Regions from separate parts of the Homo sapiens genome. Here regions 1, 2, 3, 5 and 6 are each linked to region 4. The links are chromatin loops, found by intact Hi-C in ENCODE. Cell type or tissue: PC-9. All regions are shown on one strand. Region 1 has its middle 52 kb from the start of EGFR. Region 2 overlaps EGFR (epidermal growth factor receptor). Region 3 has its middle 120 kb from the start of SEC61G-DT. Region 4 overlaps EGFR (epidermal growth factor receptor). Region 5 has its middle 73 kb from the start of SEC61G-DT. Region 6 has its middle 86 kb from the start of EGFR.

Evidence for each region. Hi-C counts contacts between places; a loop is a spot of excess contacts. Peaks named below come from ENCODE experiments on the same cell type or tissue, not always from the same donor. Only the 100,000 strongest peaks of a DNase experiment are listed, where the experiment ranks them.
Region 1: it touches region 4 in a loop (6-fold over the local background); 4 of 110 quality-filtered maps call a loop at or near these places.
Region 2: a loop joins it to region 4, with 5 times the contacts of the local background. A loop is called at or near these places in 5 of 110 quality-filtered maps.
Region 3: it touches region 4 in a loop (9-fold over the local background); 4 of 110 quality-filtered maps call a loop at or near these places.
Region 5: a loop joins it to region 4, with 7 times the contacts of the local background. A loop is called at or near these places in 4 of 110 quality-filtered maps.
Region 6: it touches region 4 in a loop (7-fold over the local background); 2 of 110 quality-filtered maps call a loop at or near these places.

The regions. Positions count from the first base shown.
Region 1 is chr7:54,965,454-54,969,453 of GRCh38, forward strand. No RefSeq gene overlaps it. Among named protein-coding and RNA genes, the nearest start is that of EGFR, 52 kb to the right of the region's middle. In PC-9, no CTCF peak of the experiment used is centred here; DNase peaks (open chromatin) are centred at 2,148 and 3,972; H3K4me3 peaks cover 1,477 bases; H3K27ac peaks cover 3,516 bases.
Region 2 is chr7:55,184,764-55,188,763 of GRCh38, forward strand. All of the region lies in intron 20 of EGFR (epidermal growth factor receptor), which reads left to right. The region is part of intron 1 of EGFR-AS1 (EGFR antisense RNA 1); the gene reads right to left. Among named protein-coding and RNA genes, the nearest start is that of EGFR-AS1, 2.2 kb to the right of the region's middle. RefSeq lists an enhancer at 838-1,611. In PC-9, no CTCF peak of the experiment used is centred here; DNase peaks (open chromatin) are centred at 899 and 1,658; H3K27ac peaks cover 2,232 bases.
Region 3 is chr7:54,876,058-54,880,057 of GRCh38, forward strand. No RefSeq gene overlaps it. Among named protein-coding and RNA genes, the nearest start is that of SEC61G-DT, 120 kb to the left of the region's middle. In PC-9, CTCF peaks have their summits at 1,817 and 2,019; a DNase peak (open chromatin) is centred at 1,834.
Region 4 is chr7:55,064,343-55,068,342 of GRCh38, forward strand. All of the region lies in intron 1 of EGFR (epidermal growth factor receptor), which reads left to right. Among named protein-coding and RNA genes, the nearest start is that of EGFR, 47 kb to the left of the region's middle. RefSeq lists an enhancer at 2,570-3,146. In PC-9, a CTCF peak has its summit at 2,373; DNase peaks (open chromatin) are centred at 929, 1,519 and 2,319; H3K4me3 peaks cover 2,618 bases; H3K27ac peaks cover 3,327 bases.
Region 5 is chr7:54,830,270-54,834,269 of GRCh38, forward strand. No RefSeq gene overlaps it. Among named protein-coding and RNA genes, the nearest start is that of SEC61G-DT, 73 kb to the left of the region's middle. RefSeq lists an enhancer at 548-1,747. In PC-9, a CTCF peak has its summit at 1,502; DNase peaks (open chromatin) are centred at 942 and 1,652; H3K4me3 peaks cover 2,185 bases; H3K27ac peaks cover 3,616 bases.
Region 6 is chr7:54,931,315-54,935,314 of GRCh38, forward strand. It overlaps the pseudogene LOC643168. Among named protein-coding and RNA genes, the nearest start is that of EGFR, 86 kb to the right of the region's middle. In PC-9, no CTCF peak of the experiment used is centred here; a DNase peak (open chromatin) is centred at 2,067; H3K4me3 peaks cover 1,800 bases.

The DNA of each region.
Region 1 (4,000 bases), 99 kb before region 4:
GGACTTACTGACTCCTTTGTAACTAATAGAATGAAACATAGTGATGATATCTAACTTCAGAGACCAGTTTATAAAGGACACTGTGATTTTCTCATCTCTCCCTTTCTTGGATTATAGTCAACCCTCTATATCTGTGGGTTCCTCATCCATGGATTTCATTGACTCCACATTGAAAATATTCAAAATAAATAAATAACAATGCAACAACAAAAATAATACAAATAAAACATACAGTATAACAACTATTTACATAGTGCTTACATAGTATTTGGTATTATAAATAACCTAGAGATAATTTAAAGTGTATGGAGGAGAAAGGTATATGTGTGTAGGTTATATGCGAATACTATGCCATTTTATATCAGGAACTTGAGCATCTGTGGATTTTGATATCTGCAAAGGATACTGAAACCAATACCCCACAAATACTGAAGGATGACTATACTCACCTTGAAGTAAACAAACAGCTTTACGGTAAAATATATATCACATAAGATTTGCCATTTTAACTATTTTTAAGTGTAAAATTCAGTGGCATTAATTACATCTCCACTGTCTCATTCCAAAATTCTTTCCATACCCCAAGCAGAAACTCTGTACCCATTAATCTGTTACCGATTTTAAACAATAAAAGTTTTCATTTTCTTTCATTATCTCATTGGACATAAGATATAGTCAGCAATAACTTAGTTAAAGCCTTTTCTTATATTTAAATGTAATTATAGGATACTTTTCTTGGGAAGGGAGGAATGACAATTGATTCTAACCACAGTCTAATGACTTTAACTGTTCTGGAGCTAAGTTTACCTGTCTTTAGAAGGTTTGGAACCATGGTATTAACTACATCCTCTATTTCATGAACAGCTTCCTTGGGCACAATAGTTATGTTCTACCCATTGAGATAGATACAAAACAGGGTGAGATGTGTTCAGGAAAATAAGCTTGTTATTAATACTTTTAATATAACAAATACTGTTATGGTCCAGACACCAAACTGAGCAATTTACAACGTTTACCTCATTTAATCCTCATGACACCCCTATGACATGGTTACTATTTCTATGTGCATTATTCAGAATAAGCCTGTGACATCTCAGCAATGTCACTGAGCCACACACTCACCCTCCTTTAGGTAACACCTTCACTACCTAAGGCAGGTGAAAAAGGAATCATAACCATGAGAGCTAGGTCAGGGGACAGAGTGGAATCAAGACACTAGGGTCACCCTTGTGAGAAGAGCATATAAACTATCATGCTAGGATGCTTTGACATCTGACTTGAGTTTTCTTTGTGTTGGGCACGCATCGCATAGTGTGGTGTTAAGTACGTGGGTTGACTCTGAAATAAAGCCATCTGGGTTTACATGAGAGCTATGGAATTTATTAAGTCTTAGAATTTACTAAAGCTTTTACTTACGAAGGCAAGTTAACAAACCTGTGTAAGTCTCTATTCTGAATAATGCACATAGAAATAGTAACCATGTCATAGGGGTGTCATGAGGATTAAATGAGGTAAACCTCGTAAATTGCTCAGCTTGGTGTCTGGACCATAACAGCAGTTGTTATATTAAAAGTATTAAATTAAAATGAAACATCAATAAATGTCAGTAAGTGAAGGTTTATGTGCTGCTTTTGAGATTCATAAACATGGCTGAAAAGAGAAGGGGTTTAATGAACAAGACTGTTCAAAATGTCAAGTTTACAGATTATCAAAACTGTTTCTTTAAATAGTGTTTGGATGTCAAGTTTTGGAATGGAGCAAATTAAATATTCCTTTCACAGTCTTTCTCTTCCAATTCTAAGATGCCAAGTTTCAGACAAGTGCCTGAATTCCAAGTGACATTCCAACATAGCCCTGTTATAAAGTGCCTTTATGCTCATTCTTCTATAACCTTGATTTAGTCCATTTGTTTTTTGGAGGAGGAGGGTTTCACCTTCAATAGCTACGTGCGAAGTCTAGAGACACATTCAAGTTTATGAGAAGTTTGTACTTTGCATTGTTTATGATTATTCTGACTCAAGCTGAATGGCCCATTTCTCTGTATTGCGACAGCCCGGGCAATTGCACACCTGAGCATGTCCTTGGAATGCGTGAGACACAAACATTCCAAACTGTAGGGATGCCAACTATTCCAACTATGTATCCAGAGTTCCCCACACGTATCTTAGCAAACAAGAACAAAACAACTCGATCCCATTGCTTGAACATGTTGGGCCACCTCATGTTCTCAGGCCACCATCCTCCACCTCAGGTCACGTGGTGAACATCCATAAGTAAGGATTATTCAGACTGAAGGCTAACAAGGAAATAAATAAATGACCCAGGATAAGCCATGGTATCTAGTTCAGGGTTTTTTTAGAGACAGTGGATAGAGCAGTCATTGGGTCTACTTATGACCAGGTCAATGATTTCCCGAAGTCTAAATACATCCAACAGATGTGACACAGTAGACTGCCATGGTCTTGGTAGCCAAGGAATTTGCTCCCAAGTGGAAGAGAAGGGAGCAGTGGTGGTTCTTGATATCCTGTGGGCATTCTCAGCCCAGAAAAGGGAGGCTCTTATGAACCTTCTGAGGAATAATACATTCTTTTAAACACAGAAGAATCTAGCAGAAGCTTATACAGGGAGAGGACTGCAAGTGTGAACCAAGACCTAGCACCTGGCAGGCCAGTCAAATAACCTGGCCATACTTGGTGGTGGGGAGAAAGGAAGCCGGCCCAGTGTTCCTACAAGCACTGCCCAGCTCGATTCCCAGGCCTGTGGCAAAGCACCACATGCGGTCTTCATTTCACTCTGGAAGCTGTCAGTACAGCCCAGGTGTTTCTGCTGCAGGCTCGAAAGGGCTGAAACTGCCGGTGGCCATTTGGGGTTGGGGTTGAGAGACAGGGACTGACAATTGCAAAGCCTTGAAATACAACCGCTACTAATCACAAGGAATGAAAGTATTGCCATGTTGACTATGCAACATTTAGTAACAATAGTACATTTTAAAATTAGTGTTTGCTTAATTGTTGCTCAATTACATTGATGCTGCTATCCCCAAATGCCAAACTATTTCCACTTTTCTGTTGCAGAAAAAAGAACATCACCTCTATAGTTATAACCTTGACATAGAAAATAAGTATATATTTTGTTTTTGTATTTATGCTAACTTTGAATATGTTTTATGTTGCATAAACTCCACAGTTATTATTTTAAGTTCTGCATTTTAAAATTTATTTCCATTTTTATCTTATGGTAGAATATTAAGGTTGATGCCAATAATTTGCTATTATATGTAAATACACAATGATCATCTTCTTACTTTTAGATAAAGTCACAGTAGTAGGATCCTGATCAAAGGTATTTTTACTTGTCAGTATGTTTTTCTGTCAGTTTTCACAGGACAGATGCTGCAAACGTGGCTTCAGTAACACTGCATTCATTACGTCAGGTATGTCACAGGGGGACACCTCCTTCACTGCTGACACCTCATTAATCGTAAAAGGTATCTTATCAGTCTTCTAAATATAATTTCATTCACACATCACAATGTTAATCATCATTTGATGTTTGCATATTAAAAATATTTCCTACTATGCAAATTTTCTGTACTTAAACTTGAAGCTCTCATTCAATTCTCATTGGTTTGAATAACAAATACATTTTCCTGTATAAGCCAAAAATATTTTCCAAGTTATTTGTTTTTCCTTTTGATAGGTATTTTTCATATATGTTTAATGATTTGTATAGTCTCATGACTGGGAGTCACTGGGAGATCTTACCTCTTGCAGCACCCACGCTCCCATACTTGACACAGTCCTAAAACTAATGACAGCATCATCTCACTTACACGCGGGATGTAGCAAGGGTGGATTCACGTGCATGGAGAGCAGAACGGAGGTGACCAGAGGCTGCAGGGAGAGGCTGGGGAGGTGTTGGTCAAAAGATACAAATTTCAGTTAGACACGGGGAGTAAGGTCAGGAGATCCATTGTACAACATGATGACTATAGTTCCCA
Region 2 (4,000 bases), 120 kb after region 4:
CTCATTCCTCTGTATTTGAATAGTTGCAATGATGGAACAGCTGTCCCTGGAGGGAAATGAAAACAGTGATTCCCCAAATTGTGACAATAGAAATTTGCTCTTGGGTTACTTACAATGTATCTGAGTATTAAAAAATTTTCTTTTTAAACGTTTGAAGTAAAACTACCCAGAAACACTTAGTGGCTGACCAGAAACTAAACTCCTGGCATCCTCAAAATGGGATTTATTGGCTTATAAATGTCCTGTGTTGACTCACAAAGGCACAAACTATCTAGGTAAGTTTTCTTCTAAATGTTGATGGGAGAGCTGGCCACTGTTATGCAAGTTTCATTGTCCTGACTAAACTGCCAAAGAGATTACATAAAATTATATCAACTAGACAAAAGGAAAAAGGAAAAAAAACAGAGGTGTCTTGGGAGGAATCCATATGAGACCAGTAGACCATGAGAGAGACATCCCTTGCCATCTACAAGGAAAATGGATTTTGTTCTCCATATGCAAAACCATCTCAGGAGCTTGCGGAGACACCACTTGCTTACTAGCCAGAAAGAGCAGGTGCCTCCTAAATTCCCCACACAGGAGCTCACAGTGGCTTTCATGCACTGGGATTAAGTTAGACTTAAGAAAGCCTGTCTACTCTTCCTGGGATTTACAAGCCAGCTAGTAAATCCCAGAATAAATCACACGGCACAGTCATCCAAAGATCCCGTCATCCGTGCCGTTTGGAAAGCCCTGCTCCTGTGCCACCCTCTCCCCGTGGAGCCTCCCATGCCCAGGACTGCAGAGTCCTGCCATTCAGACTGCAACTCATCTCACATTCTTCCAAACTATTTGGACAACAGAGCTTTCTCATCACCTAATGCAGATTACAGTCTCACAGAATTGAGTGTTCAGGCAGACACTGATGTGGTTCTGTAGTACAGCAAACAATATCAGTTTACAGTCCTGAGGCCAGGCCTGGTGAACAACGCACGGTAGCGGTGGGGCAGGGTTCTCAGAATGAAACTGGCTTACACATGGCACTCTCTGACCACAACTGTATAAGCACCAAACTACACTTAGTTCCATCTATGAGGTAAAATTTAATGCAGATGAACATCAAAGAAAACGTCAAAGGCTCCTTTTTACAAGTACGTGGGCTACTTAATTTGGTCCAAGTCCATTTTAAAAAGCCCTAGGTGCTTTCACGGCTCTGCTACTGACAAGAAGCCCCAGTGCCTGTGAGCTGCTAATGGGAGGGAGAGGAAGATGAGCTGAGTGGGCCGGGCTATCCCGTCCACACCGGGAGACAGGGAAGGAGACTCCAAGCTGGTGGTGCCAGCACATTCCAGGCCACTCAGGCCTATTCCTAGGTGCCAGGTCACGAAAACCACGCTGACAGATCGTGCTGTGTGCGTGTCATAGCACACAAGCAGGACTGTGAGAGAGTGAAAGTGACACTGGGTGGAGCACTGAGGAAGGGCCACAGTGTGTTGGTGGAGATAGGCTGTCATGGAGAAGAGACCCTGGCTTGCTCTACATTGCTTCCAATGCAACTGCAAGGCAGGTCCCAGAGGGCTCCGGCCTTCGTCATCCAGGTTTGCTCCCTCCCCTCATGGCTTTCCCATCCTCAGATGAGGACTCGGCAGAGCCTACCCCTGCTGACTAACTGTGGCCCCAGGGTGGTGACTCAGCCCTGCACCTCCTGATCCCGTCTGCACTGGGCCAGAGAGGATGACTTACCCAGCACGTTCACATCACACAGCTTTGTGGATTCCTAGGTCCAAGGACCAGAGATTTCAGTTATGTGAGTTATTTTTTTTATTTGTTCTTGCGTATTCCACAAAGGGTCGCAGCTAAACTTAACCTAATGATCACTTTAGTATATCACTAAAAAGACAAAGCTCACAGTGCTGTTGAAGCACATTCATCATCTTTAGACATTTTGACTAGTTATTTCTTAAGCATTTACCTGCTAGTGTTAAGCATCACATGAAATACATATAGAAGTAAGACAAAATTTCTTATCTCCCCAAGTTTGCCAACAAATACAGAGCAGGAAGGGAAGCAGGTCAGAGCAGGAGGCGCAGCTATAGTGAGGCCACCATGCAAGGCACAGGGAGGGTGAGCTCCAAGTTTGAATGGAATGGGTCTGTCAGCCAAGCCCCCTGGCTCTGGGAAGATAGCAGTGAACAAGCCAGATGGCCCCTCACCCTCCAGAGCCGTGAGTCCTGCAGACCAAACAGCGTGACAGGTCCTTTCCCTGTCCAGGAGGCCTCTGTGGGTGAGAGTTGGCTGCGGACAGGGCGTGAAGGCACTTGAGGGTGGGGAAGTGACTCTGACTGGGAGATGCTGAGGACAGGGAGGAAACCACCAGATAAGGGACACTGGGGAGGAGGGGTGGACCCCTCAGGGCCAAGCACATGGAGCCTCATCACAAAGGCAAGATGGTGGCCAAATTCAAGGTCGCTGCAAAAGGAATGGAGAAGAGAGAATAGATTTGGCATTTGGAGGAAATGGTGACAATCATGAGCACCTACCCGGGACTCTCCATGGGTGCTATCTCTACATAAACTCATTCCACCCTCTGATTAATCCATTCTACATATGGGGAAACAAAGGCATGCGGTGTTTACGTCACTTGCCAAGATCTCAGGATTTGATCCAGGTGGCCTGGTTCCATGGTGCAGCCTCTCAGCCTGCATGGATGCCCCAGCTCAGAGCATGACTCTCAGGACAGGGGTCCCAGCAGCCCTCCCTCCCTGAGCAGCAGGGTGCCCGTGCTGCACCACTTCTGTCTAGGAATAGGACATTCTGACACTTTCCTGCCTCTTCCGAGGTCTAGCACTTACTCTATGCCTGCCTGGGAAGGTGGCAAGCTGGCCTGAGGAACAGACTCTTCCATTTTTTAGGGAGCTCAAGGCCACAGATGCTCTGAGATCTGGAGTCCAGAGACAGGAGCGGAGGCTTCTCCTGGTGACCACTCTGCTTAAAAACTTCATCAGATCCGTAGTTTCAGAGCCCCCCTGAACCCCATCCCTTACCTCTACCAGTTGCAGGTGGGTCTCTGGGGTGGGGCTGCCCTCCCCACCAGCACCCCAAGGGCTAAAAGGTTGAGGGGAGAACACCATCATTTGTACAGGGGGATCCTGGAAGATGAGGCCTGAGAAAGCCCTGCGGGGCCCCTCACCTTCTCCCTAGCTGTGGCCAAGAGTGTCTGGCCTTGCCTGCCTCAGGACCAGCCCAAAGTGGAGGTGAGAGGTGAGCCCCAGCCCCCAGGGGAAGGGTGATGGTGGTCTTGGTCTCAGCATGGTTCTGGTAGAGGTGGGTTATTTTGAAGATGATGAACCTTAAGCCTCTTTCTGATCTTGCTTTAAATAAATACTTCTGAACAACAGCAACAACAGAATAGTGTTGATAGGAAAGCCCTCCACTCCACCAGAACCACGCGGCCTTCTCGTCCTCCCCTCCTCCACTTCCTTCCTAAGTCACTGCTCCATGAGCTCTTCCACAGGAGATTTACAAAATAGAACACAAACAATCCAGTTCCCGCCTCTCACTCTGAACTCCTCCCAAGACTCGTGGGGTGCGGCAGCCCCTGGGAACACCCAGCCCTTCAAGGTCAAACACAGCCCCCGCCCCTCACTCTGGGGTACCCTGCCAGAATAAGCCCCGACAGCCATGTGGAGCAGAGCCTTCTTTTTTGTAAGTGGAAGTTCCAGGCTGGCTTTTCAAATCCCCTTTTAACCTCAGTGCTGTATTTCAAAATTCATTCCAGTTTTCCTGTAGTAATTAACAAAAATAAATATTTTAATTTCAATTAAAGTGAGGGTCTCGGAGAAGAAGCAGGAACTGAGTTTCCTGAGAGGCCCCGCTGAGGCTTTGTTGATATTTCTTCCTGCGACCTCTGCTCGGACCCTGGGAGCTCACAGGCCGTATCGCAGCTCTTATCTTTGGGGACCAGTTAAAGCATAACTGCGCCAGGCACAGAGTTGTCCTTTCAAATGTGCCGGCAGTGGGA
Region 3 (4,000 bases), 190 kb before region 4:
TATTAATAAATGAAATTGTTATTAATTAAACCTAATTGCATCTTTGAATCTGAAGTGCATTTCCTGTAGTGAACATAAAGGTGGATTTTGCTATAATCTGAATGTTTTTGTCCCCCCACGAATTCTTATGTTGAAATCCTAACTCCCAAGGTGGTAGTATTAGTAATTGGGGTCTTTTGGAGGTGATTATGTTACATGGGTAAAGCCATCATAAATGGGATTAGTACTCTTTTATAAAGAGGCTGAAGAAAGACTCCTTCTCCCTTCCATCACATGAGGTTATGATGAGAAGACAGCTGTCTATAAAGAAGCAAGCCATCACCAGACACTCTATCTCCTGGCAGCTTCATCCTGGACTATCAAGCCTCCAAAATTGTGAGAAATTTCTGTTGTTTATAAGCCACCCAGTCTATGGTATTTTGTAATAGTATCCCATATGAACTAAGACAGATCTTTCTATATCTGGACTGTCAATCTATGCTTTTGATCAGCATAATTAATCCTTTCACATTTATTTTTATTATTGATAAAACTGTATTTATATCTTACATTTTATCTTTCTTTTTTCTATATTTCTCGTGTCATTTTTATTCTACTTTTTCTCATTTATCGCTTTTTTGCATTAAGTAAATATTTTTCTAGTGTGACTTTTATTTCCTTTAATGAACTTATGCAACTTTTAGTTCCTTTTTATTATATATTTAATTATTTTATGTATGCTGGGCTTACCACATACATCTTAACTTGTCAGAATATCCTTGGGATTTATACTAACTTTATTCTTGTGAGATACAGAAATGATATTTTCTATTTCACAGTGATAAGACATTGTCATTATGCCCTCTACCTTTTCATTTTTATTTTACCTTTTCCTTTCCCTTTACCCCTTTGCCTTTTTTACCTTAGTTCTTTTAGCACATTTTTGTTGTTGTTGTTGTTGTTGTTGAGATGGAGTCTTGCTCTGTTGCCCAGGCTGGAGTGAAGTGGCATGATCTCGGCTCACTGCAACCTCTGCCTCCTGGGTTCAAGCAATTCTCCTGCCTCAGCCTCCCAAGTAGCTGGGATTACAGGTATGTGCCACCACGCCTGGCTAATATTTTTGTATTTTTAGTAGAGATGGGGTTTCACCATTTTGGCCAGACTGATCTCAAACTCCTGACCTTATGATCCGCCTGCCTTGGCCTCCCAAAGTACTGGGATTACAGGCACGAGCCACCATGCCCAGCCCCTTTGAGCACATTTATAATAGCTTCTTTGAGGTCTTTGTCTGCTAAATTTTAAAACAGAACTCTCTCAAAGGCAGTTGGTGTTGCCTGCTTTTTTTCTTGTATATAGATTGATTTCCTTTTTTGCTTTTGCAAATCTTGTGATTTTTTGTTAAAAATATCATTTTAGATACACTATTGTAGCAACAGTGAATAGTCACACACACACACACACACACACACACACACACGCCCCAGTAGAGTTGTTGTTTTTTTTTTTATGTGTTTAGTGACCTTGTTGAACTATTTAAGAAAGTCTATATTTTTGTACTGTGCAATTTCTCAGTCACTCTTCAGAGGATGTGGCCTTGGCCATGTGCATAGTCACCAGGGATAATGGTGAATTTAGCAGGGCTGTTTTTGACTTTCTCCTTCCCAGTCATTCTGTTAAGCTGTCTGCTTGTCTCAGTATTATATCTAGCTATTATTATAGCTTCCATCAATTGCTAGCTGATTATTCCATTGTTTTTGATGATGCCCTTGGGCCTAAATTGCTTCCTATCTTTGAGGCCACTGTTGAGGTTTGTTCCAACCACAGGAGGGCTCTTTTTAGCTGTCTGTTTCCTGGTTTTCTCTGCCAAAGTTCCACCTTGTTTGTAGTGCAGCTTGCTCCTGTCATGGAACTACCAGCCCTCTCTTAATTACTTACAATCACTGCTTACCTCCACTGTTTCCCAGAAAGCCCTTAGGCTCGAATTTCCCTTACTTTCTGTTCCAAATAAAGTCAGTTCCTTAAGTGGAGCTTTCGAGCTTTCTCCTCTTAGGACCAACGTATCTAGTTGGGCAAAACCGTTGTGTCGCTGCTCTGGAGGTAGGGACCAGGATAGTGGCTTACTTCTCTGAGTGGCACCCCTGCTTCGCAAGCAGGGCACTGGATTGAGGCAGCAGCCTCTGGTCTTCTCAACTTGCCTCCTTTTGTGAGGAACCTTTGGCTTTCTAAGCTACAGGTGAGGGCAGTTAGGGCCCCAGTATTCTTGGCCTGCCATACCTGGGGTATGAGTGGGAGCTGGGTGGAGAAAGGAAGCCCCAGACCTCTCATTGTTCTTGCCTCAAACAGAGTCTCTGTAGCACTGAGCTGGTAGCTTGCCCTTCTCATAGAGATACTTCTCATGGAGATACTTAAGGGACTGACTTTATTTGGAACAGTCATACAAGGCCTATGTTCTTGGCCGATGGGAAAGAGCTTTGATCTTGCCTGCATCTATGCAGAGTAGAGCTGTCATTTTGCTGAGCTGGATGGGGAAAGAAAGAACAGGAAGTAGCTCAAATTTCACTGTTCTTAGCAAAATTTGGTAGATTTTCTTAAATAAATGTTTCTTTTTATGCTGTATGCCCATAGAACAAGTTCCAAAGATTTAAAATGTTTGGGTTTCTTTTCTCAGTTTCACCAATTAGGTTGTTTCACTAGGGAGAGGGTACATGTAGGTTATTATGCCAAAATTCTGGAAATTGTCTACCAGTATCATATAATTTTAAACTAAGAATTTCAAAATTAAAGAAGCATATTAATTGCTCTCAATTATAAAACACATATGCAATAATAATTTTGGAGGATTGTATTAAAAATCACAACACTTAGTGCTCTATGACAATGTTCATTCTGCTCATGAATCTGCAATTTGGCAGAACTTCTGCCAAAGAGACTGTTCACTCTTGCTTTATTCCATGTCGACTAGGGTTACTCAAAAGTTAGAACTGAAATAACTTAAGGGCTCACTCATTCATATTTTTGGTGGGTTATACTTGGAAAATTCAAACCGCTGCAGGTTATAGTAGCTAGGGCTTCTTGGATATCGCTATCTTTATGTGGCCTCCCCATGTGGTCTCTCTAGCATGCTTCAGGGTAGCTGATCTTTTATATGTCACCTAAGGGCTTCCAAGGCATGTGTCCTCAGAGACAGGAAAAAGAGGAAACTCTGACTTTTTATGACCTAGCCTTGGAAGTCATAAAGTGTCATTTCTGCTCAAGTCCCAGGCCCACTAGATTCACCCATTTGCCCATTTATCTTGGCATTTCTATTTATAGAGATGAGTAAGCATGATACTCAGAAAAATAAAGAAATTTACCCAAATTATAGACCTAATAAATGAGAGAACAATGATTGAATAACTCTGTCTGGTAATATTCAATAAATGCTATTAAGATACTTGGTCACAACTTTTATATAAAAACAAATTTACACCCTGCGAGCGAGAAACAAAAATTCCTTCTAGGAGATACCAGGAGATAGACAAATCATAGTACGGACAACTCACACATTTCAACAATGTTATGTGATGTGTACACCCCGCTAGTAGAAATGCAATGTTTCAAGGGAGGCTAAGAGATGGAGCAATTTACTCTTCCTTGGGGGTGAGAGGGACTGCCCGGCTGAGAGGTAACATTTGAGCAGAACCTTAGAGGATCTTCAGCGATAGATAGTCTGTAGTTGAGGAAGAGAGGTCAGAGCCCAGGCCCAGAGAGCACAGGGCCACGGAACTGACATGGGGGGTGTGGAGATTCAGGGAAGGCTGGGCACTAAAGCATAACTGTGGGATATGGTGAAGCCCAGGTGTTGGGGGAGGTGGGGTCAGGAGATGAGGCTGGAAATAGGTTAGGCCTTGCTTGTGAATGACTTTGAATGACATACTTAGAAGTTGCTCTTTAACTTATGACTAATCAAGAGCCACAGCAGTTTATAAGTAGAGAAGTGATACAGTAAATTCCACATTTAGAAAGACCACTTCAGTGATTA
Region 4 (4,000 bases):
AGTACTCATTGCAATTTCACTTATCCAGAATTGGCTGTTGTTCTCAGAGCAGCTTGTGTTGCCTTGTTAAGGAGAATATGTTAGTATCCAGACATCCAGAAAGGATCCTTTACTGTTTCAGAGTCCATTTTCCCCACTTTTGAAATACACACACAAACACCCATTCATGCAAACCAAACAGAGATTGTAAAGTGATTCCACTGACATTTATGCACTTCTTTTTTCTCTTTGGTTCTTCAAACTCTCAGTCAGTGCGCATTTACTCTTAATTTAGATACGGTTTAAACCTAATTAGAAACCAGAAGCTCTTGTATTTCCACAAAGGATTATGACAGCCCCAAGAAAAGATAGTGAAACCATTATATAACAAGATAAAGGCTTCTTAACAATACAAGGATGGATTTTCTCATTGATCTTAGCCTTCTGAATTTTAGAAATTGCCATTTCAAAGTCTAAAACAAAGGAAAATCAGGGAATAAAAGAATGGTAAGTAGACACAAACCTACTGGCTCCATCATTTCTGTTTTAGCAAATAACCTGCCACATATACCAATAGCCCAAGAGATGGGCATGTCCCTGCATTTCCTGGTCAAGGTGACAACACTGCGTCCTCCTGGAAGAGGTCTGCCACTCACCATACCACAAACCAAATATAATAAAATCAGAAGGCACACTATAGTGAATTTTTTAGAGGCATGTATTGAAAAGCATCTCAAAAAGCATTCTCGAAGCTTCCAGAAGTCAACTCAAGTTATCTGAAAAGTGACACTTTTGATGATTGCTCGCTTAATACTGGGAGAGCCAGATGAAGATTCCTCCCCACTTCCTCAGATGTGCAACTCTGGAATTTCTTAGTGTTACTGGAGATTCCTGCTGCATTCTGGGCCTTTAATGCATAAACACTGAGATGTTCTAAGGAAATTACTCCCTAGGGAGGAGAGGGGTGGACGAGGAGTAAGCTTTGCTGGTGACTCATGCGCTGTGTGGAAACTCCCTGCACAAGTGAGCTGCGCAGGGTGAGTCTAAAGGGTTAATGCACTTTCAAAAGCCTCTAATTTGTTATTCCAGAAGAGTAATTTACTCACTAGAAGTATCTGGGTGGCTACTAACACATTTGTGTCTTTAAAAAGATCAGTTTTATTTTAAGATTAAAAATATAAAGCAAGAGCTGGAAAGTCACTAAAAACTGACAGCCAGTTTCCCATTTTCAAGAGTATTTATTAAAAGGTTCTGGTTGCAGAAGGAATAAGAAATGGCTTGAGATCATGACACAGTGAATCATGTTGTAAACATGTTAGCTATGGCTGTGAATTCAACCAGCGATGAGTTCAAGCGTCCCCAGAAGGTGTTGGGGGAATTAGGGACATGGCTGTGTTTCCCCAGAGAAAAGTGGCCATTTTACTTTCCCTCTTCACTAACATGCTTTTGACATGCATGGCAGAGCTGAAGGCAAGGGGAAGGGGACAACATAGTAAGTGACTAAGTGGCTTTTTTTTTTTTTTTTTTGCCAAGTGAAGCTGAGTCATATGGCCTCTGTCATTCCAAAACTATTCTCTACGGCTGCATTCCTTTCGCTCTTGCCTTCCTTTAGAACCCTGGAGAAGGCCTCCTGAAGCCTGGCCCTATTATGTATCCTGACAAAGATAAACTTTTCCAAAAAGCTGCATGTTGTTTCTAGCACAGTTTTTCCTCGCAGTGACTACGTGATGAAAGTACCATGCAGAGGAGGTGTCTGACTGAGGCGTTCGTGGTGTGTGACAGAGTCCCCTGCACAGGACAGCCGCACTCCCCTCTTGCGTCCTTTCCTCCCATGTTTGCAAAGCCTCTTTCCCTGTCAGCAGGGGGTGTTCTGGCAGTTGACATTTCTGAAAACTACAGCCTACATTTTTAAAAAATCCAGTAAGTGAAAACTAAAAAATTAATACCGTGGTCATAATAGTGTGGCATTTGATAACTAATGAGGCACTGTCGTGCCAGCTATTATTTTCAGACATTTACAGTCCTTTTTTAAATACAAAGAAATATTTGGTGTGAAATGTTCCCCGGGAGCTGGTGCAAGCAGAGGCGACAGGGCAAGGGAGCTTGGGTTGTAGCCTCGAATTCCTCCGGCCAGGGCTACCGTCAGCCTGCGGCACACAAGTAAATCAAATATAAAACCAAAATTTCTGTAAGCAAATCAGTTTCTAACTCACTGTAACGAATTATCTTTCGCACATCACAGAGGCATCTCTTTTCACTGTCGAGTTTGGTTTGCTTGGTTACAAAAAGGGCAGTTCAAAAGCTTTGGTTGCTATTGTGAAAGTCAGCTGAATTCCTTCCACCGTGCTGGGGTGGGGTGGGGTTCACGCAGGTTCTCTTTTGTCACCAGGGGTGCTGTGGATTCACAAGTAAGCAAGAGGCTCCTCAGGTCAAGCCTCTGGCTGCTCCCTGAGGTCAGCTGCCTAGCTTCTCCTCCTCTGAGATAGACGGGAACAAAGTCTTTGATGTGTGCATTTCTCAAGCTTGACAATGATACAGCTACATAAAAACCCATGATTTCATATAGATATTCCAAAACGTAAAAGTAAACCATGCATCCACAGAGACATGGAATTACAGAACTGGATGCTGAGCTGGTCACTTGGGAGGCAGGCGTCCTTGCCATTGGTTTATGCCTCAGCCCCACCATGCAGTGGCTGGCCAGGTGACCTAGGCCAGTCCTGCATCCTCGGCTCCTCACCTGCCTGGTGGGACAGTGACATCTCTCCTGCAGCACTGCTGTCAGGGTGAGGGAGGTAGGGCGCAGTTTCAGAAAACCATTGGGCTGCACCTGCGTGAGCACAGCTGCAGGAGCAAAAGTCAGAAAGGTCAGCAAAGGATTTCAGGAGCAAAGGTCAGAAGAAACCCTCAAGGTGGTTGTGTCTGCAGGAAAGTGCTGTCGTCTCCTGCAATGCTTTCAAGACTATTCAGAAGCACAGTGTGAAGGGAGAGCCGGAGCCCATGGGGAAATGACTCCAGAGTGTTCCACGTGTTGGAAGGCATCTGTTGGAAAACGGACATTCAAGCAAATAGTTGCCTGCATAGACAACGCAGAATGACTGGGAAAGCCCCAACAAGTTACCTACTGGTAAATGAGGTGAGAAGCTTAAAGTGAGAACCCCATTGCTGCCTCTTTTTCACTTTAAAAACATTTAAGTTTTGAATTATGGTAAAATACACGTAAGATTTACTACTGTAACCATTTTTAAGTGTACGGTTCAGTAGTGTTAAGTATATTCACATTGCTAAGGAACCAATCTGCTACTTTTGTTTATTAATTTTTTCCTGAGGGGAAATATTTTTAAATTTTAAAATATTTAATTGACAAATAAAAATTGTGTATATTCAAGGTGTAGAACATGATTTCATATGCACGTACATTGTATACTCATTACCACAATCAAAGAAATTAACACATCCAACCCACCCATAGTTGCCATTGTGTGTGCGCGGATGTGCGTGTATGTGTGTGTATGTGTGCACGTGTGCGCCTGTGTGTGTCTGTGTGTCTCTGTGTATACGTGTGTGTACATGTGTGTACGTGTGTGTTCCTGTGTATGTGTGTCTGCGCACGTGTGTATGCATGTATATGGGTATGTGTGTACGTGTGTACGTGTGTGTGCATGTGTGTATATGTGTGTCTGTGGGCACAGGTGTGCCTGTGTGTATGTGTATATGTGTATGTGTGTACATGTATGTACGCGTGTGCATACGTGTGTGTGTGTGCACAGGTGTGTATGTGTGTGCCTGTGTGTGTGTGTGCATGTGTGGTGGGGACACTAAAAATCTCTCATCACCTTTTTAGTCAAAAGAACAGTTGTTTTGGTTTGGCTCTTCTGTTTTAAAATATCAGAACAATAATAATTTCCCACAGACAAAATCCTCAATCCTCACCATCCTTCTATTTCCTATATTCATCATAAACTTCATGCTTGATGTTGAAATTGTTTTCTGAAAATAGAGAATACAAAGAGGAGATTTT
Region 5 (4,000 bases), 230 kb before region 4:
GAATCAAGAAAGTTTGGTGTATACATTCAGTGGAATACTATTCAGCCTTAGAAAAGAAGGACATTCCGCAACATGTGAAAACATGGATGAACTTTGAGGACATTATGCTAAGTCAGTCACAGAAAGGTAAATACTGCATGATTTCACTTACATAAGGAATCTAAAACTGTCAATTTCATAAAAGCAGAGAGTAGAATGGTGTTTGCTAGGGGCTGGAGGGAGAGGAGAAGGGGAAGTTACAGTCCAATGGATATAAAATTGCAGTTTTGTGAAATCAATAAGTTATAGAGATCTGATGTACAGCGTCATGCCTACAGTTAACAATACTGTATTGTACACTTGAAATCTGTTAAGAAGGTAAATCTCATGTTAAGTGTTCTTATCACAAATGAAAAATAAAGGGGAATGAGGAAGACCTTTTCAAAAGTCTGGAATGAGGATAAAATGAGACTATGAATGGGAAAATACTGTGTAAACTGTAAAACTTTACACAAATGTTAATTCATAAAGCAGCCAGGACCATCTTTTTAAATCTAATAATCAGGTTGTCTCATTCGTAAGCTTAAAACTCTTCAAACATAATATTTTGCAATAATAAAAGGCTCTCTCTAGCCTCATCTGTCTTTCATCACCACACACACACATGCATGCACACACATGCATGCACACACACACGTACACATACATGCACACGGGTATTTCAGCAGTTTAGCCTCCCTTCCATTCTTGTAATATTTCAAGTCCCTTCTATCCCCGAGTCTTTCTTATCCTTCAGCTCTTAGATCAAACACAACCTCTACAGAGACCTTTCCAGACCATCCTATCTGAATAACCTTCTCCCACCCCTTGCCTACTCATTCATCATCTTGTTTATTACTACCTAATGCCACACTTTGAAATCATCTTGCTCAATTTTTTTTGTTTGTTTTCTTATTCATCATCGCTCCTGGCTCCGTGGGTTCAGGGTGTGGCCTGTCTCTCTTCTGTCCCCAGTATCAGAGCAGAATCTGGTACATGGTAGACACTCAGTACCTGCGTGTAAAAATTGAATGAGGATGTTAAGTGTTCCCACCACAAAAATGACAACTATGTGAGATAATGCAAGCTAGATTTAGCCATTCCACAATGTATATATACAGTAGTCCCTACTTATCCATTCCAAGAGGATACATTCCAAGACCCTCAGTAAATGCCTGAAACCATGCATAGTACCAAACCCTACATATACTTGCGAAAGGAAAACCAAAACTTAGGAACCTAATTTCACTCTGCTAAAAGAAAATATTAAGCTGAAAGCTGAGTCATGCAAGAAGCTGCTTTTCCTTTTATTCCCAAGCAGAGTAGTACAGATAAAAGGTTAAACATCTCCACAGGTAGCTACTGTACCCTCACCTTATCTTAAGTGAAGCGCCGATTTACTGAGAGCTAGAAGAACACATAATAGGCTATTCCCCTACCTGCTCCTTTTCTCTTGCAACACATGGATTCAGTCATGTAACCACAACTTCCCTCTTTCCCCTTTAAATACCAAAGCCCTCAGAATCGTCTTTGGAGCAAGGCACAGACCTCCCTTGCGGGCATTTCCTTAACCTTGGCAAAATTAACTTCTGAATTGATGGAGACCTTTCTCAGATACTTTTTGGTTTACACACTATACTTGGCAGTCAGTCTGATCACCAAGACAGCTAAGTGACTAATGGGCAGGTAGTGTATAACAGCCCAGGTACGCCGGACAAAGGGATGATTCACATCCTGGGTGTGATGGACGGGACAGTATGATATTTCATCACACTACTGAGAATGGCACACAATTTAAAACTGATTCTTAATTTCTGGAATTTTCCATCTAACACTTTTGGACCATGGTTGACCACAAGTAACTGAGACCGCAGAAAGGAAACTGCAGATAAGGGAAGACTACTGTACTTCAGAACATCATGTTGTTCATAATAAATACAAACAATTTTTCTGTCAACTAAAAAATAAATAAAAATAAAATGTTTACTACCATAAAAAGAAAATGTGATATACACATATAATGGAATATTATTCAGCCTTTACACGGAAGGAAATTCTAACACATTTCTGCAACATGGGTAAACCTTGAAGACATTAGGCTGAATTAAGTGCACCATTTGATTCAATACATATTCTTTTAAAAAATCTATTCCACGTCCTCTAAAATATACCATACAACTTTCAAACACTGAAAAAATACACAAAAAATATAAAGTAGAAAAGGTGTTAGGAGTTATCTTAGTGAGTATTTTTACAAAACAGTAGTTAAAAGATTATAGCAGATGGAAATAAAGTAAACAAAATAGCATTAAAGCATTTAAACATCATTAAAAAGATTAAATCATTGTTGGTTTTAAAATACACCTATCCTCTTTCTCTTTTCATAATATGTACCTCAAAAATACAATAAAATACTAGTAGAAATTATCTCTAGAAGTTGATATCACAGAAATTATTTTTGCCTTGAGTTTTTTGCGATGATAATGTATTACTCTTAAAATCAGAGAAGCTGTAATGCCATTTCAAACAAAGTAGAAAAGCCTCCCCATTCCCTGCCCCACCACTTCCCTCTTGCAATGCGGTTTTTCAATAGAAGCGCAGAGTAGAGGAAGGTGATCCTAAGGATTCTCCTCCTAAGAGGGCCAGGACTGCACCTCGCTGGCCTGGGGTTCACACAGGACTGGTCCTGGAGCCCTGCCTGCTCCATCTGGGGGAGGAAGCCCAGGACTGGGCTGCAGGTTTGTGAATAGGGGCACCGAGGCGTGCAGCGACGCTGAGTGACTCTTCCATAATGCAGGGCTGAGTGGGCAGCAGGCCAGACGTGGGTCAGGGAGCGTTCATCCCGAACCGTGTCCAGCCCTGGCCTCGCCGGCCCAAGTCGCCCGCCCTGTGCAGCCAGGGGACGGCGACGAGGCTGAAGTGCCGCTTGTTTCCGAGCCTGGATGAGTAATGACGCGTTTCTTTTCCAGAAGCAACGTAAATCTGGCTTGAGGCTGGCACAACACAGCAGGAGCAGTGCAGGCTGGTGGCCAGGCGCCCGGCCCTGCGGCTGCCGAATCTTCGCGAAGCCTGCATCCGAGGCGCGCACTGGTTCCAGGCCCTGCGGCCATGCGAGGGAAGCCGCAGCGGTGGCCGCAGCGGTGGCGGCTCCTAGAGCGGTGCGGGCTGGTGCTGGCGGCAGGTGGGATGGAGGGGGGTGGGCTCTTCATGTCTCTCAACCCCTGATTAGAATCCGTGTCGATTTCTGGACACGCGGGCCGAGAGGAGCTGAGATCCGGCCGGCATTTCTCAGCCATGAGTTCTTTTTTGTTTGTTTGTCTTTGTTTGTGTTTGTTTTGAGACGGAGTCTTGCTCTGTCCCCAGGCTGGAGTGCAATGGCGCGATCTCGGCTCAGTGCAACCTTCGCCTCCCGGGTTCAAGCGATTCTCCTGCCTCAGCCTCCTGAGTAGCTGGGATTACAGGCGCCTGCCACCACGCCCAGCTAATTTTTGTATTTTTAGTTGAGATGGGGTTTCGCTATGTTGGCCAGGCTGGTCTCGAACTCCTGACCTCGTGATCCGCCTGCCTCGGCCTCCCAAAGTGCTGGGACTACAGGCATGAGTAACCGCGCTTGGCAACCATGGGTTCAAAGCAGGCGCAGGGAAGCTTCCGGAGGGTGCCTGGACGGCAGCTAAATGGTTGGGGCCTGGCTCCTGGCTGACCCTGTCTCATCCCGGGTGGCCGGCTCCCACCCGTTTCTACAGGGCCGGCCTCCTGCCCTAGGATTCTGACTCTGCAGGCTTCCTAGCCCAGGATTCCTTTTTTTTTTTTTTTTTTTTTTTGAGACAGAGTCTCACTCTGTCGCCCAGGCTGGAGCGCAGTGGTGCGATCTCGGCTCACCGGTTTCACCGTGTTAACCAGGATGGTCTTGGTCTCCCGACCTCGTGATCCGCCCACCTCGGCCTCCCAAAGTGCTGGGATTACAGGCTTGAACCGCCGCGCC
Region 6 (4,000 bases), 130 kb before region 4:
ATGCAAAAATCAGTAGCATTTCTATATTCCAAAAGTGAACATTCTGGAAAAGAAATCAAAAAAGTAACTCCATTTACAATAACCACAAATAAAATTAAATACCTAGGAATCAAAAAGAAGTGAAAGATTTCTACAATGAAACTATAAAATACTGATGAAAGAAATTGAAGAGGACACAAAAAAGTGTAAAAGTATTTCACGTTCATGGATTGGAAGAATCAACATTGTTAAAATGTCTATACTACTCAAAGCAATCTACAAATTCAATGCCATCCCTATAAAAATACCAGACATTCTTCACAGAAATAGAGCAATCTTAAAATTTACATAGAACCACAAAACATCCAGAATAGCCAAAGCAAAAAGAGGAAAACTGGAGGAATCACATCACCTGACTTCAAATTATACTACAAAGCTACAGTAACCAAAACAGCATGGTACTGGAATAAAAACAGAAGCATGAATCAATGGAACAGAACAGATAACCCAGAAACAAATCCACACATCTCAAGTGAACTCATTTTTGACAACGGTGCCAAGAACATACAATGGGGAAAGGACAGTCTCTTCAATACATGGTGCTGGGAAAACTGGATATCCAAATGCAGAAGAATGAAACTTGACTCATATCTCTAACCATATACAAAAAAATCAAATCAAAATGGATGAAAGACTTCAATCTAAGACCTCAAACTATGAAATTACTTCAAGAAAACATTGAAGAAATTCTCCAGGATATTGGCCTGGGCAAAAATTTCTTGAGTAATATCCTACAAGCACAGACAACTAAAGCGAAAATGAACAGATGGGATCACATCAAGTTTAAAAGCTTCTGCACAGCAAAGGAAATGTCAATAAAGTGAAGAGACAACCCACGGAAGGGGAGGAAATATTTGCAAACTACCCATCTGACAAGGAGTTTATAACCAGAATATATAAGGAGCTCAAACAACCCCATAGGGAAAAAATAATAATCTGATTTAAAAATAGGCAAAAGATCTGAACAGATATTCCTTAAAAGAAGACATGTAAATGGAAGCAGGCACATGAAAAGGAGATGAACATCATTGATCAACAGAGAAATGCAAATCAAAACCACAATGAGATATCATCTCACTCCAGTTAAAATGGCTTTAATCCAAAAGATGGGCAATAACAAATGCTCATGAGGATGTGGAAAAAGGGAATCCTCATACACTGTTGATGAGAATGTAAATTATTACAGTCACTGTGGAGAACAGTTTGGAGGTTCCTCAAAATACTCAAAATAGAGCCACCATATAACCCAGCAATCTCACTGCTTGGTATATACCCAAAAGAAAGGAAATCAGTGTATGGAAGAGATATCTGCACTTCCGTGTTCATTGCAGCACTGTTCACAATAGCTGAGATTTGAAAGCAACCTAAGTGTCCATCAACAGACAAATGGATAAAGAAAATATGGTACATATACGCAATGGGGTACTATGCAGACATAAAAAGAATGAGATCTTGTCATTTACAACGGCATAGGTGGAACTGGAGGTCATTATGTTAGGTGAAATAAGTCAGACTTGGAAAGTCAAATTTCGCATGTTCTCATTTATTTGTGGGTGCTAAATATCAAAGCAATTGAACTCATGCAGATAGAGAGTAGAAGGATGATTACCAGAGGCTAGGAAGGGTAGTGGGGGGGTGAAGGAGGGAAGTGAGGATGGTTAATAGGTACAAAACATACATATACATACATACATACATACATACATACATACATACATACATACATACATATATATATAATTAGAATGAATAAGACAGAATTTGATAGCTCAACAGGGTGACTATAGTCAATAATACTTTAATTGTACATTAAAAATTAACTTAGGTCAGCGCGAGGGAGCCCGGGTGGCCGCCATTACTGAGCCTGGCGCTGCGGCTGGCGCTGGGAGAGCGGGGAGGGACGGGGCCGCAGCTGGTGGCAGAGAGGGAGGGAGGGTGGGTGAGCAGGCTGCGGGGGCCGTGGGGCTCAGGGTTTCCGGGCGTGTGTGTCGGGGAGGGCGGAGGGAGGTGCCTGAAGGGACGCGCCGCTCGGTGAGCGCGCCGGGGGAGAGGCGAGCAGAGAGTGGAGGAGGAGGCGGCGGCGGGAGCGCTACCCAGGAATGTTGCTGCCGCAGCCACAGCCAGGGCCGCTGTGGTTGAGGAGGAGACAGAGGAGACCGACGTTGTTAGGAAAATGATCTCTATGATCTTGAAGATGTTTCTGCACAGAAATGAGGGAAATACAAAGAACCAAATACAGTTCTGAAACTTGGGATCTGTATTTTCAGATGATTTTATTTTCAGAATGAGAAGCATATCTGGTTTCATATCTACATTTATGAATGTAGAGGCATGAGAAGAGAGTTATGATGGCAAAAAACAAAGAGCCTTGTCCCCCATCCTATACTATCAGTGTAGTTGGACTCTCTGGGACTGAAAAAGACAAAGGTAACTGTGGAGTTGGAAAGTCTTGTTTGTGCAATAGATTTGCACGCTCAAAAGCAGATAAATATTATCCAGAGCATACTTCTGTGCTTAGCACCATTGACTTTGGAGGACGAGTCGTAAACAGTGATCACTTTTTGTACTACTGGGGTGACATAACACAAAATGGTGAAGTTGGAGTAGAATGCAAAATTCATGTCATTTAACAGTTCATTGATGACCAGACATTCTTGCCTCATCGGAGTATGAATTTGCAACCATATATAAAACGTGCAGCTGCATCTAGATTGCAGTCAGCAGAAAAACTAATGTACATTTGCACTGATCAACTAGGCTTAGAACAAGACTTTGAACAGAAGCAAATGCCTGAAGGGAAGCTCAATGTAGATGGATTTTTATTATGCATTGATGTAAGTCAGGGATGCAATAGGAAATTTGATGATCAACTTAAATTTGTGAATAACCTTTTTGTCCAGTTATCAAAATCAAAAATACCTGTAATAATAGCGGCAACTAAATGTGATGAATGCGTGGATCATTATCTTAGAGAAGTTCAGGCATTTGCTTCAAACAAAAAGAAGCTTCTTGTAGTGGAAACATCAGCAGGATTTAATGTCAACATTGAAACGTGTTTCACTGCACTGGTACAAATGTTGGATAAAACTCGTAGCAAGCCTAAAATTATTCCCTATTTGGATGCTTATAAAACACAGAGACAACTTGTCACAGCAACAGATAAGTTTGAAAACTTGTGCAGACCGTGAGAGATTATCATGCAACTTGGAAAACTGTTAGTAATAAATTTAAAAAATCATCCTGATTATGAAGAATACATCAACTTAGAGGGAACAAGAAAGGCCAGAAATACATTCTCAAAACATATACAACAACTTAAACAGGAACCTATAAGAAAAAGGAGAGAAGAGTATATAAATACTTTACCAAGAAGAGTTTTTAACACTCTTGCCAAGTCTAGAAGAGATTGAACATTTGAATTGGTCAGAAGCTTTGAAGTTAATGGAAAAGAGAATAGATTTCCAGTTATGTTTTGTGGTGCTAGAAAAAACACCTTGGGATGAAACTGACCATATAGACAAAATTAATGACAGGCAGATTCCATTTGACCTCCTGAGCACTTTAGAAGCTGAAAAAGTCTGTCAGAACCATGTACAACATCCAATATCCGAGAAGAGGAGGGTAGAAATGAAGGAAAAATTCAAAAAGACTTTGGAAAAAATTCAAGTCATTTCACCTGGACAGCCATGGGAGGAAGTTATGTGCTTTGTTATGGAGGATGAAGCCTTCAAGTATATCACTGAGGCTGATAGCAAAGAGGCATATGGTAGGCATCAGTGATAAATAGTTGAAAATCCAAAGAAAAGTTTCAAGAAATGCTTTTTGAGCATTCTGAACTTTTTTATGATTTAGATCTTAATGCAACACCTAGTTCAGATAAAATGAGTGAAATTCATACAGTTCTGAGTGAAGAACCTAGATATAAAGCTTTACAGAAACTTGCACCTGATAGGGACTCTCT